Regions from separate parts of the Homo sapiens genome. Here region 2 is linked to region 1. Evidence: read pairs that join two places in POLR2A ChIA-PET (ENCODE). Cell type or tissue: MCF 10A. All regions are shown on one strand. Each heading gives the region's core, and the rest is flanking DNA. Links, peaks and the distances in the headings are about the cores only.

What was found. Peaks named below come from ENCODE experiments on the same cell type or tissue, not always from the same donor. Only the 100,000 strongest peaks of a DNase experiment are listed, where the experiment ranks them.
Region 2: POLR2A ChIA-PET joins it to region 1 with 5 read pairs; 2 of 35 experiments call an interaction of 5 or more read pairs at or near these places.

The regions. Positions count from the first base shown.
Region 1 is chr2:181,782,781-181,788,177 of GRCh38, forward strand. No RefSeq gene overlaps it. Among named protein-coding and RNA genes, the nearest start is that of NEUROD1, 100 kb to the left of the region's middle. In MCF 10A, for the core only: no CTCF peak of the experiment used is centred there; DNase peaks (open chromatin) are centred at 2,001 and 3,151.
Region 2 is chr2:181,855,398-181,860,794 of GRCh38, forward strand. No RefSeq gene overlaps it. Among named protein-coding and RNA genes, the nearest start is that of ITPRID2, 34 kb to the right of the region's middle. In MCF 10A, for the core only: no CTCF peak of the experiment used is centred there; a DNase peak (open chromatin) is centred at 2,284.

The DNA of each region.
Region 1 (5,397 bases), core at 318-5,317:
CAAGCCTAGGAAGGCCTGGGGCCACCTCCTGTGCTGGAAAGGTCAAGGAACCTTTCTTCCCTACAGACTTCAAAGGGAACTCACCCTGCTGACACCTTGGTTTCAGTATTCTGGCCTCCAGAACTATGAGAGAATAAATTTCTGTTGTTTTAAGACAAGAAGTCTGTGATAATTTGTTATGGCAGCCCTGGGAAACTAATACACCCACTAAATAAATGTTGAACAAATGGTTTGCTATTGTCTGGGTTTTGGTCCAACCCTGTTCTCTGGTTTCTGGCAAGTGCAATAGGGAATAAGTCGTGCACTTTTCATTAGGAAACACTAGCAGAAAGGAGGTTTGGATGCAAAACGGATTTCAGAATTAGACATATTGAGTTTCAGTTGTCTGTGCCATATGTAAGTGGAGATGTTGAAGTGTCAATCAGATGTATCATTATGGATTTCAGAGTCCAGGTTTGGGCTGGGTATATATGTTGAAATTTATCTGCATACAAATGGTACATGAAACACAGAAGTGGTTAAGAGTGCCTAGGAAGTGAGTGAGAAAAGATGAGCACTTCAAACAGTTCCCCAAGGTGTCCCATCATTCAAAATGGACTAGAGGAGAAAGAGATACTAAAGGAGACTGGGAGGGAAAAATAGAGAAGACAGAGAAAAGCCAGGAAAGGAAGTGGCATATCAGCCAGAGAAGGGGGCTATTTCAAGAAGAAGAGAACATTCCCCATTTTGAATGCTGAGAAGATGTCAGATAAGATCCAGATTGAAACTGGCCATTGGTGTTAGCAACACAAAGGTCACTGGTGACTTAAACAAGAGTAGTTTAGGCAGAGTGGTATTCAGATTGAAGTAGGTTAAGAAGTATATACATATTTGAAATATTTTAATACATTTTGTAAAAGGAAGAAAGAAATTCAAGATAGCAAGCCTTGCAAAGTTTGGCTGTGAAGGAGAGCAGGACAGGAGGGTTGTGTGTGTGTTAAGATGAAAAAGACTTAGGCAAGTTTAAATGCTGTTGAAAGGGAATGTTAAGGGGGAGAGTTAATGAGAGGAAATGAGTTTGAGGATACAGTGAGGGGGAGAGTAGAGATAATAGTGCAAAGTCTATATAGAAGGTGATCACAGATGGGATTCACAAGACACATGGAGGAATTTGGGCTTAGATAGGAGGGGGAATCCTTTCCTCCCCTGTAACAGCAGGGAAGTTAAAGAGAGGTGAGAGTAGCTGTGGACAAGCAGGTCACAGACTTTTTTTGATGGGAGGCCAAGGCTATGTTATCATCTAACGTGTATATTTTCCCAGAATATTAAAAGGCTATACATTTACTTTCTTCTAGTTCATATTGTACACTATGCTGAGATTCCCTTCTCTGCCTATAATTAATTCAAATCAGTGATATGTTAGGGTAGTGACTTCTCTAAAACTTCAGGCCATATAACTAGGTATATTGTGTCAGGGCGCTATGCTATTCTTATAAAATAAAGAGTTCTACAATTACATTTGGTCATTAATATCACCAGAAAATCTCACACATATCCATAGAATGAAATGTTTTGCTACCTTCCCAAGAGAGAATAATTGTGTTTTCAAAAAGGAAAAAAATATGGTATATTCATGAAAAGAATTGTTTTGAGGATTTGTTGACTTAACCAAATTTTTAAAAATGTAAGCAGTCTTATAATAGCATAATTGTTTTATGATTATTCCCAAAGTAAACTGAGTAAATATTGGAATGTGGGGCTGTTCATACATTTACACACAGTGTAAAGCAAGTATAATGATAGATACAGAGATAAGTGATTAGGTAGGTGGGTAGGTAGTGAAACTCCTTAACATCTATCCTACTGCTCCTGTTACCAGGCACATGATTAAGCTATAGCAGCTGGCTGTTGATTTAACCTTTGAGTTTTCTGGCTCCCGGCATGTAAGAATCCTAACATTATGCCTGAGCAACACTGAATAATAAGCCAGATACTGCTTTGAAAATGTGTGTGGTCCCACACATATAATTTTTTTTGATGAGCTGTTTTTCTTTTAACCTTAATCCTTTTAGTTTGTTATGAAATTCCTTATGGCATAATCACCCCCAGGAATGGCAAGGATAGAGCCTTTTCCCTCGCAACCCTCCCACCCCACCCATTTTCTTTGACGTGACAATTATTGTCTGATAATGATGTGGTAGAAACAGCAGCATGCTTGAGAATCAAGATTTAACTACGAATGAATGTCAATTCACTACTTTAACCTAGTACTTTCATTTTGATCCTGTACATGTTAGCCTTCTGATCTATGGTTCATAAGCTGTTCTATTTGAGTGTATTACTGGGAGGCAGGTGTTCTATTTGAGTGTATTACCGGCAATTACTTCCCATCATTGAAGTTAAGTAAATTTTGCCACACTTTATCTTTTGTTTTATAAATCACAGCAGGTACCATAATTCATTTCAGTAATTTATTCATAGGACAATTATATAGTTATTAATGGAATAGTAATGGAGTAAAGGTTTTCTTTTAAAACCCAAGTACTGTACCTTTAAAAATATCCTAGACTTTATCAGTCTTCTGATAACAAAATACTAATAACTTTTCATTTACATTTTAAAAGGAAACACTATATCTGTATATACTTTTTCAGTTTCTAAATTTTAGTTGTGGACTTGTAATTCCAAGTTATAAAACTGTCATTTAGAGAATATTGGGTTTTATTATTGAAATGGGAAGGTTAAAAAATGGTGATACAGAGAACATTATACATTTAAATTTTCAGGATTGGCAAATTGGGTTCATATAGGCCCCTAAAAATGTTTGTGGAAACCAACAAACAAACTGGAATAAGAGTTCAGAGAACAAGGGTCTAAGGTTATATACAACTGACTGCAAGATCTTCAGCAAATCATTCAATGTCTCTAAGCTCCTCTTTCCTGGATCATAAAAGAAGTGTATCAGACTAGACATTCGTTCTAATACTCTTTTTAGCTCTAACATTTTCAGGACAACCACACTTTATGGGTCAGAGAGTAATAACTATAAATAATGATTTATTTCTTCCAGAAAAAACATGCTCAATAAATTACTGTATTACAAAACACAGGAGGAGCCTAGCCTAATAAAAAGGACATGGAATGAGTCAGACTGAGGCTGAAATCCTAGCTTCACCATTACTGGCCTTAAGCAGTTCTGCCAGTTTCCTCACCCCTCCAGGTAGAATGCTATCTCTGCTTTATTGTTTTTATCATGGAGGATTGCTATGAAGATAAAGGTGTCAAGCACAATTTAGGTGCTCAATAGGTTATGTATGTTCTTGACTCCTTTTAAAATTTCATTGAAAATGCAAAGTATATGTGTAGTAGATGTCTAGGGGTATAAGATTAGTCACACAGTATAAGAAAGAAGCATTAAAAATGGCCAGAAAAATTCCCAAGTCACGAGATTGAGGCAAGGAGTTTCTAAATAAGGTCAGTAACTGCATACTGGGGAAGTGGGATAATGATGTTAACTCAAAGTAGAACTCCATTATAGTTAGCATTAAGAAATACACCAATGTAGGAAATAAGGCAAAGGGAATAGAAAGACTATTAAAAAATAAAAAATAAAAAAAACCATCCTCAACAAGCAGGAAGTCAATTAACTCAACAGCAAAAATCAGCCAGGTAGGAAGGTTTGTGAAGGGAAATCAGTGGAATGAGAATTTTTTCGTGTGTCCAGGCATGAGCAAGGTGCTGGGCTGAATTCTCATTAACAGACCTGACCTAAACTTTCTTGACCTCCTCTGGCTGCTTTTCTCAGTACATTTTTGACACAGAAGTGCACTGGACTAGAAATCGGAATGCTCACTCTGCTGTGCTGTGGAAATGTGATTGTAAATGAGTCTCATTACCTTGAAGCCTGTTTTCTCCTACCTAGAGAATGCATTGTAAGGAAAGAATGATGCAATATAAGCTGCTCCTAGGTCATCCATATTCCAAAGGTGCAACCCTTAATTTTCAAATCATAATTTTGGAGTGAACCTTCCAATGGTCTATTTGCTTGAAATAAGCTCCTCTCAAAGTTTTACCCCAGCTATTTCTGAGAGTTCCTCAGGGATCTCGTGATCTCTGATAGAATCCTTACAGTTTCTTCTGATCTCTTTCTTCCATTTCCCTGTTGATTCTGTTGTTGCTCACACTTTTGAGGTAATCATTTGGGAAAACGGTACCCTACAGGCATTCCTGCTCTCAGAACTGGGCAAAGGTGCTTGCTTCAACCTTCCTCCAGCCATGCTGCTCTCCATGGGGTGTGAAATCCATTGGGTTTACTTCCCCTTTTCTAGACCATGCTCTAGGTACCAAGGACTCAAGACTCTTCTGCTTAGAAGGACTTCTAAGGCCCTTCATTCTGAGGCTAACACATGCCAGTGTGCAACTCTGGGGGCTCAAAGTGCAGCAAAAGGTGACTGTTTTCTGTGGGAGTGTGTGTGGAGCTTGGAAGCATGACCTGGGATATCCACACATGGTGAGCAAGGCCCTTCCTCATATGAGACAGAGAGAGTGAGCATGGAAAAAGAAGGCTGTGGGTGTCGGCAGGAGAGAGAGGAGGGGGTGGAGAATTCTAAATTTCAACTGTCCTTCAAGTCATTATGAAGAGAGATTTGTCAAGGTAGAGGATGAGACATATTCCAGGAAATTAGGTAGCTTGATTTATAACATTTAAATATTTGGACATAGGTATGCAAGTCTCCTCTGTGCTCCTGCCCAGGCCTGTGGATGCTGGGGTAGACCTGTCTGAGGTGAAGTGATCACCACTGATACCTCTTCAGCACTAGGGAGGGCTCTAATTCCTCTTAGCGCAGGTGACACCAGTCTGTGAGTTTAACAAGATCTCCTTGAAGGCCTGGAAATAATATAAGTCTAATACAAAGTAACCAACAGCTATTATCAGTGGTGGTTACTTAGGATTCACAGACCCAACTGGACTGCAGAGTTCCTTACACACTCCCACAGCTTCTGGGATCATGGAGACCAGCTCAAACCCACAAATGGGAGTCTCCAGACACCTCCAAACACTAGTCTAGGCCTGTTTATTGTGGTTCCTGTTGTTTTAAATGAAGTCATACTTGTTTCATTGATTGACAGTGGCACTATCTGTTTCCTTCAGATGAGATACCACTTCCCCCTCAGCCTCTACTTGTGTGTTATATGACAACAGTGGCCTGGAAGAGATCATCACAGTTGTTCCCCTTATTTATCAAAATCCCGATTGTTTTATTTTAAACAGCACACATCTGAGCTAGTAACAGTTTGGTCCAAGCAGCAGAGCACAAACCCAACACCAATTTCCTGTCACAGCCTCACCTGCAATGGGAGATGGGAGAACGATGAGATTGATAGGTCCCTCCTGTCACAGCCTGGTCTCAATTCCTA
Region 2 (5,397 bases), core at 129-5,128, 72 kb after region 1:
TGGCTTCTTTCATCTAGCATAATGTTTTCAAGGTTCATCCATATTGTAGCATGTGTTAACACTTAATTCCTTTTAATTGCCAAATAATATTTTATTATAAGAATATACCACAATTGTTTATTCATAATCAGTTACTGGACATTTGGGTTGTTTCCACTTTTTAGCTACTATGACTAATGCTGCTGTGAATATAGATATACAAGTTTGTGTGTGGACATGTTTTCAATTCTCTTGTGTATATACCTAGTTGTGGAATTGCTAGATCATACAGTAATTCTATGTTTAGCATTTTGAGGAATTGACAGATTGTTTTCAAAGTGGCTACACCAGTTTACATTCCCATCAGCAATGTATGAGGGTTCCAATTTCTCTGCATCCTAACGACCCCTTTTATTGCTATCCTATGTGTATAAAGTAGTATCTCATTATAATTTTGATTTGCATGTCCCTAATAACTAATAAGGTTGATCATATTTTCATGTGCTTTTGGCCATTTGTATATCTTCTTTGGAGAAATGCCTATTAAAATCCTTTTCTAGTTTTTATTTTCTAAAAAATTATCCAGTTGTGAGTTGTTTATATATTCTTTATATATGACTTGCAAATATTGTTTCCCATTCTGTGGGCTGTCTTTCCTTTCTTGTTGTTGTCTTTTGAAACATTAAACTTTCTAATATTAAAGAAGTCAAATTTATCTATTTTTTGTTGCTTATATTTTTGGAGTCATATCCAAGAAGCCATTGCCTAACCCAATGTCATATTTACTCATGTTTTCTTCTACGAGTTTTATAATTTTAACTTTTACTTAAGTTCTTTGATCCATTTTGAAACAATTTTTGTATAGAGTGTGAGATAGGGGTCTACCTTAATTCTTTTCCACGTACTTATTCAGTTGTCCTAGTGCCATATTTTGAAGTTAACTGTGGTTTTAAACCACTAACAAGGAAGCTATAACTTTAGTAGTTATGTTAGTTATCTGTCACTGAGTACCCTAGCAAGCAAATTCAACTCTGAGGGGCTTTATGTATCAATATTTGTTCTGTAAATTTGTACACATTGTACACTGTTCTTGCTTTTGAATATTGTGTTGGTATTGTTCTTTTAAATATCTCAGATGTTTGGATGTATTTCTTACCTCCAAAAAATTATTTACTATATTTAAGGTGAAAATGGATGACAATTTTCAAAAGTAATTTAATCTTGACCTACACAGAACTTAGAAATTCATCCATTTATTCCCTTCACAAACACTTATTGAGGAAAAAATATGTGCCAGGTATTCAATACTGAGGATTTAATAATGAACAAAACATAGTCCCTGTCCTCAAGGAACAGTTTGTAGAGAGAAGAGGTGAAAAGTGTATGAAAATAGGTATATAATAGGTCAGATATCAATATGTGTTATAAAGAAAATGAAAGAGTAAGAGGATACAGAGTGATACAGAAAGGGGTTACTATAAATAGTATAGCATAGCATCTATTTATATAAACCTGCTATATTATAAATAGTATAGTTATCTATTTATATAATAGTATAGTATAGTTATCTATTTATATAATAGTATAGTATAGTTATCTATTTATATAATAGTATAGTATAGTTATCTATTTAGATAAATAGATAACTATAGCTATTTATTAGTAAAGCAGATATACTAATAAAGAGTGTTGCATACAATGGGAACAGCAAGTGCTGAAATCTGAGATTCAGTGTGCTTGGTTCAGCTCAATTTTTCCCTTTCTTCTATTTCTAACAGAAATGGCATAATTTCTGTACTAACTCCATTTACCACAGTTTCTTTTCAAAAAGGATTTAGCCATAATGGATTATACATTGTATCATACCTAAGAAGATTTGTTTAGATAATGTTTCAAAATTCAATACATTTACAAACTAAAACAACTAACAAAACATTTTACTATGATACATTTTGCATCCTTGCAGAAGCACTATTTATGATGTTGTAACTTCAATCCAATTCAACAAACTTTATTGAGCACCTATGGTGATATTTCCAAAGTTATAATCTGTGGATCATATTTGTGGTTTAGAACTTCCACTAGAGACTTGACAATTGTTTAGGTAATTAGGAATAGTTAGTTAAGACTTAGTAATTTATGATAACTAGATTTATATTTTGACAATGCAGAAGGTAGTCAACATTGTCACTGGAATGACTTAATTCCAAGGAGCTATATGTTGAGAAATCTGGATAGTTTATAAACAGTCTACCTTGAGCATCATCAGTTATGACACACTGGGTGTGTACAGTGGGATCAGTTCATCACTTATGCCATATATGGCTCTGGTGATTCAATGACTCACTGGAGCTAATGTTGGAAATTAGACGTTGTTACCTATGTACTATGTTCCCACTGAATATTAATATCCAAAGAAAAAATCTACTTGCTACAAAAAGGTTCAGTGCATTTTACAGTCATTACTGTCTTCAATAGTCATTACTTTTCAGGAACAATACCCTGAAAATCCATGCCCCACCTTTCTCTGTTCGTCCTTGCCCCTGTTTGTGATCCCTATTTCAGATTACCTAGGGCAGCTAGCTAATATTCTGTGGCCTAGATATGTGAAAGTAAGATGATATAATACCTTCCCTATTTAGACTCGAATATTCCAAGGTTTCCCCAAATCTTCACATTTACTAGATGATCCTAGGTGCACTTAGACTTGCTCTCTGTATTTTGGCAGATAAAGCAAACATCCCTAAGTTTCAATGTTTCCAAGGAGTACCACTGCAAGTTGGTCTATGATTGAGGCATATACACAGTAAAAAAATTAAATTAAAAAATTAAAATGCAATTATAGAATGCCCTCTTGCCTTTACATCAAATATATTCAATTATTATCTACTGCTTATGGTAAAATAATCCTTCTTGACCCTGACTTCACATTAAGACTATTTTCTCTTGGCTAGCATTTCTTATGTTCTATTTTCCACATTAAATTGTATATGTGTCATTTGACTGTCATGACCTAGAAGCATATTCATATTCTGCCTGTAGAGGGTTCTCAAAAAGTATTTACTAATTTATTATTACTATGCTTTGAAGTATTAGGGAGATAAATAGCACAATGATCCCATCGGGTTCAACTTTGTTTCTATTTCGGTTTTTGGTTTTGCTTGTTTAGTAAGATTTGGGTTTTTTTTTTTTTTTAAATAGAAGATGAGTGGGAAGAAAAGTTTAAAGTGTGTTATTTCTTTAGTAATATTTTTTCTTGTTTTACCTGCCTTGTAATCAGAAATAGATTTTAACTTTAAAAAAACATTGTGAGTCCTAATTGCTATTTCCTTTAAATGTGGCCGAAGTGACCGTCTTTAAAGGGTGTTACCAGATTTAAGCTTTGCCAAGTAAGGAAGGTGGAGCTGTGTGGGAATGAGGTTTTGTTTAATCAGGTTGTATAATATTTTGCTGAGACATGTTAGGGAAAGCAATCCAATGTGATGTGGACTCAGTATGAAATCACAGTCTGAAACTCACCTTATAAAATTTAGAGAACTTTTGCCATCCTCTTATAAAATTATATAGCAGTAATGCTAGGAAAATGAACTCTTGATTCAATGTATACATACAAGCCCTTCCCTAACATTTATGGGACTAGAAAGAGCACAAGTAGTGGCCCACATACAATATGCTGAATTATAAACCGTCCTAAATATCTTTAATTGAGTGGGTTCTATCCTCCTACCTTAGAAAATATACCTAAAGGCAAGGTTCAAATTTAAATTAAAATTCTTTGATTCCTTGTAGCTTCATGTTGAAGAAGTAGAGATGCTGGAAGATCCTGATTTAAAGCACATAGCCCAGGCCCCTCCTTGCACCTGCTCCCATCACCAGCTCCCACAACCAGCTCCTCCTTGCAAGATGAGGGATCTCAAGAGTATGCATGAAGCCACTTCTGCCCACATATCCAAATTCCATCCAGACACCGTGCAAACAGCTGCCACTTGAGCATTCCTCAGGCCTAGAAGTGTTTCATACCCATGGGATAGTCCATTCCTGGAAACAGGCCTGTGGAAGAAGCTGAAGCAGGTACATGGCCATTTGGGGGTGGGGAATGAAATTCAGGGATTTCAAGTAACCACAGAAGGCAAAGAAGAGGTTATGGCTCAAGCTATGGGTGGGTATAATCCTTTGATTCCAAAATTCTTTGTCCTGGTCAAAGAACTGTAGCCAGAGGAGGGACAGAGAGATTCTCTGAAGCATGAGGCCCACAACAGAGACCCTCTTGCCTGGGATAAAAGTCATACTCTGTAGTGTGTGTGAACACACATATGTATATCAACAATGCCAAGCCCCATATAATCATGTATTGATTATCTTATCTAAGGGAGAGCTATAATGTTATAAATGACCCAAAAGAGTGAGTAATACAACACATTTGTGACTGGGTATATACTGCAATGATTAGTTGATTGTAGATATAGAAATACTTCATTTTACTAAAAAAAAGACTGAAGCCCCTCTCAGAAAAGCTTGGAAAGCTACCAAGTTTCCCTAATTTATACACTGAAGGATCAATTTCATCTTGCTCCTTGCTGGACTGCACTGCACTGCACTGCCTGCACTAGCAAAAATGCTGACTTGGTGATGCCCACTTCAACTAGGTTCCTCCTCTCTCACTGGTGGCTTCACATCCTCTTCCTTTGAGTGTCCTTGATCTTCTTGTATGCATGCTGGAAGGGGCTCTCTTCAAAGTTCTTAACACTTTAATCCCCTGAGCCACCAACTACCTTTGGCAAAGGAGAGAATTGAAGCTCAATCTTCAGTCTTTGGAATAAAAAATATTGAAGCCTTAACTATATTTACTTTTGTGATAGGTCGATATAGAGAGAAGATAATTAGAAAAATGGAGCATATGAATATGAAACAATTACCTTATTATGTGTGAATGTGAATTTTTTTAAAGAGTTAATGTTTTAGCTAAGGTCTGTATTTCAGGAGTGCAGAAGTCAAAGATGAGTGTGGGACATAGGAGAAGCTATCAAGTTATATAAAATGCAGTAAAGTAATTCTTAATAAAAATGGCAGCAGATGTCTGAGCAAATATTACAAATACTTACATGTGAACTATTCTGCTATAATGCTATATTTAATAGTCAGATAACTTGAAACAGTGAATTTAATCTGTTGTGATCTGATTTGCCAGAATTTGCAACGAGACAATATATTTTACTAATATTTTAAGTGATCCACATCCTGGATTATGATCATTACATCTTTGGGCTTCCTTATTGCCTAACCATGTTCTCAAATATTTTATTACTCTGTGAAGAAGAAAGTGGTTAATTGGCATGTATAAATCAACAGAGCAAGTAAGCAAGAGTATAAGATCCCTGAGGATAAGGATGTCCTGTTTGCTCACCACCGTATTTCTAG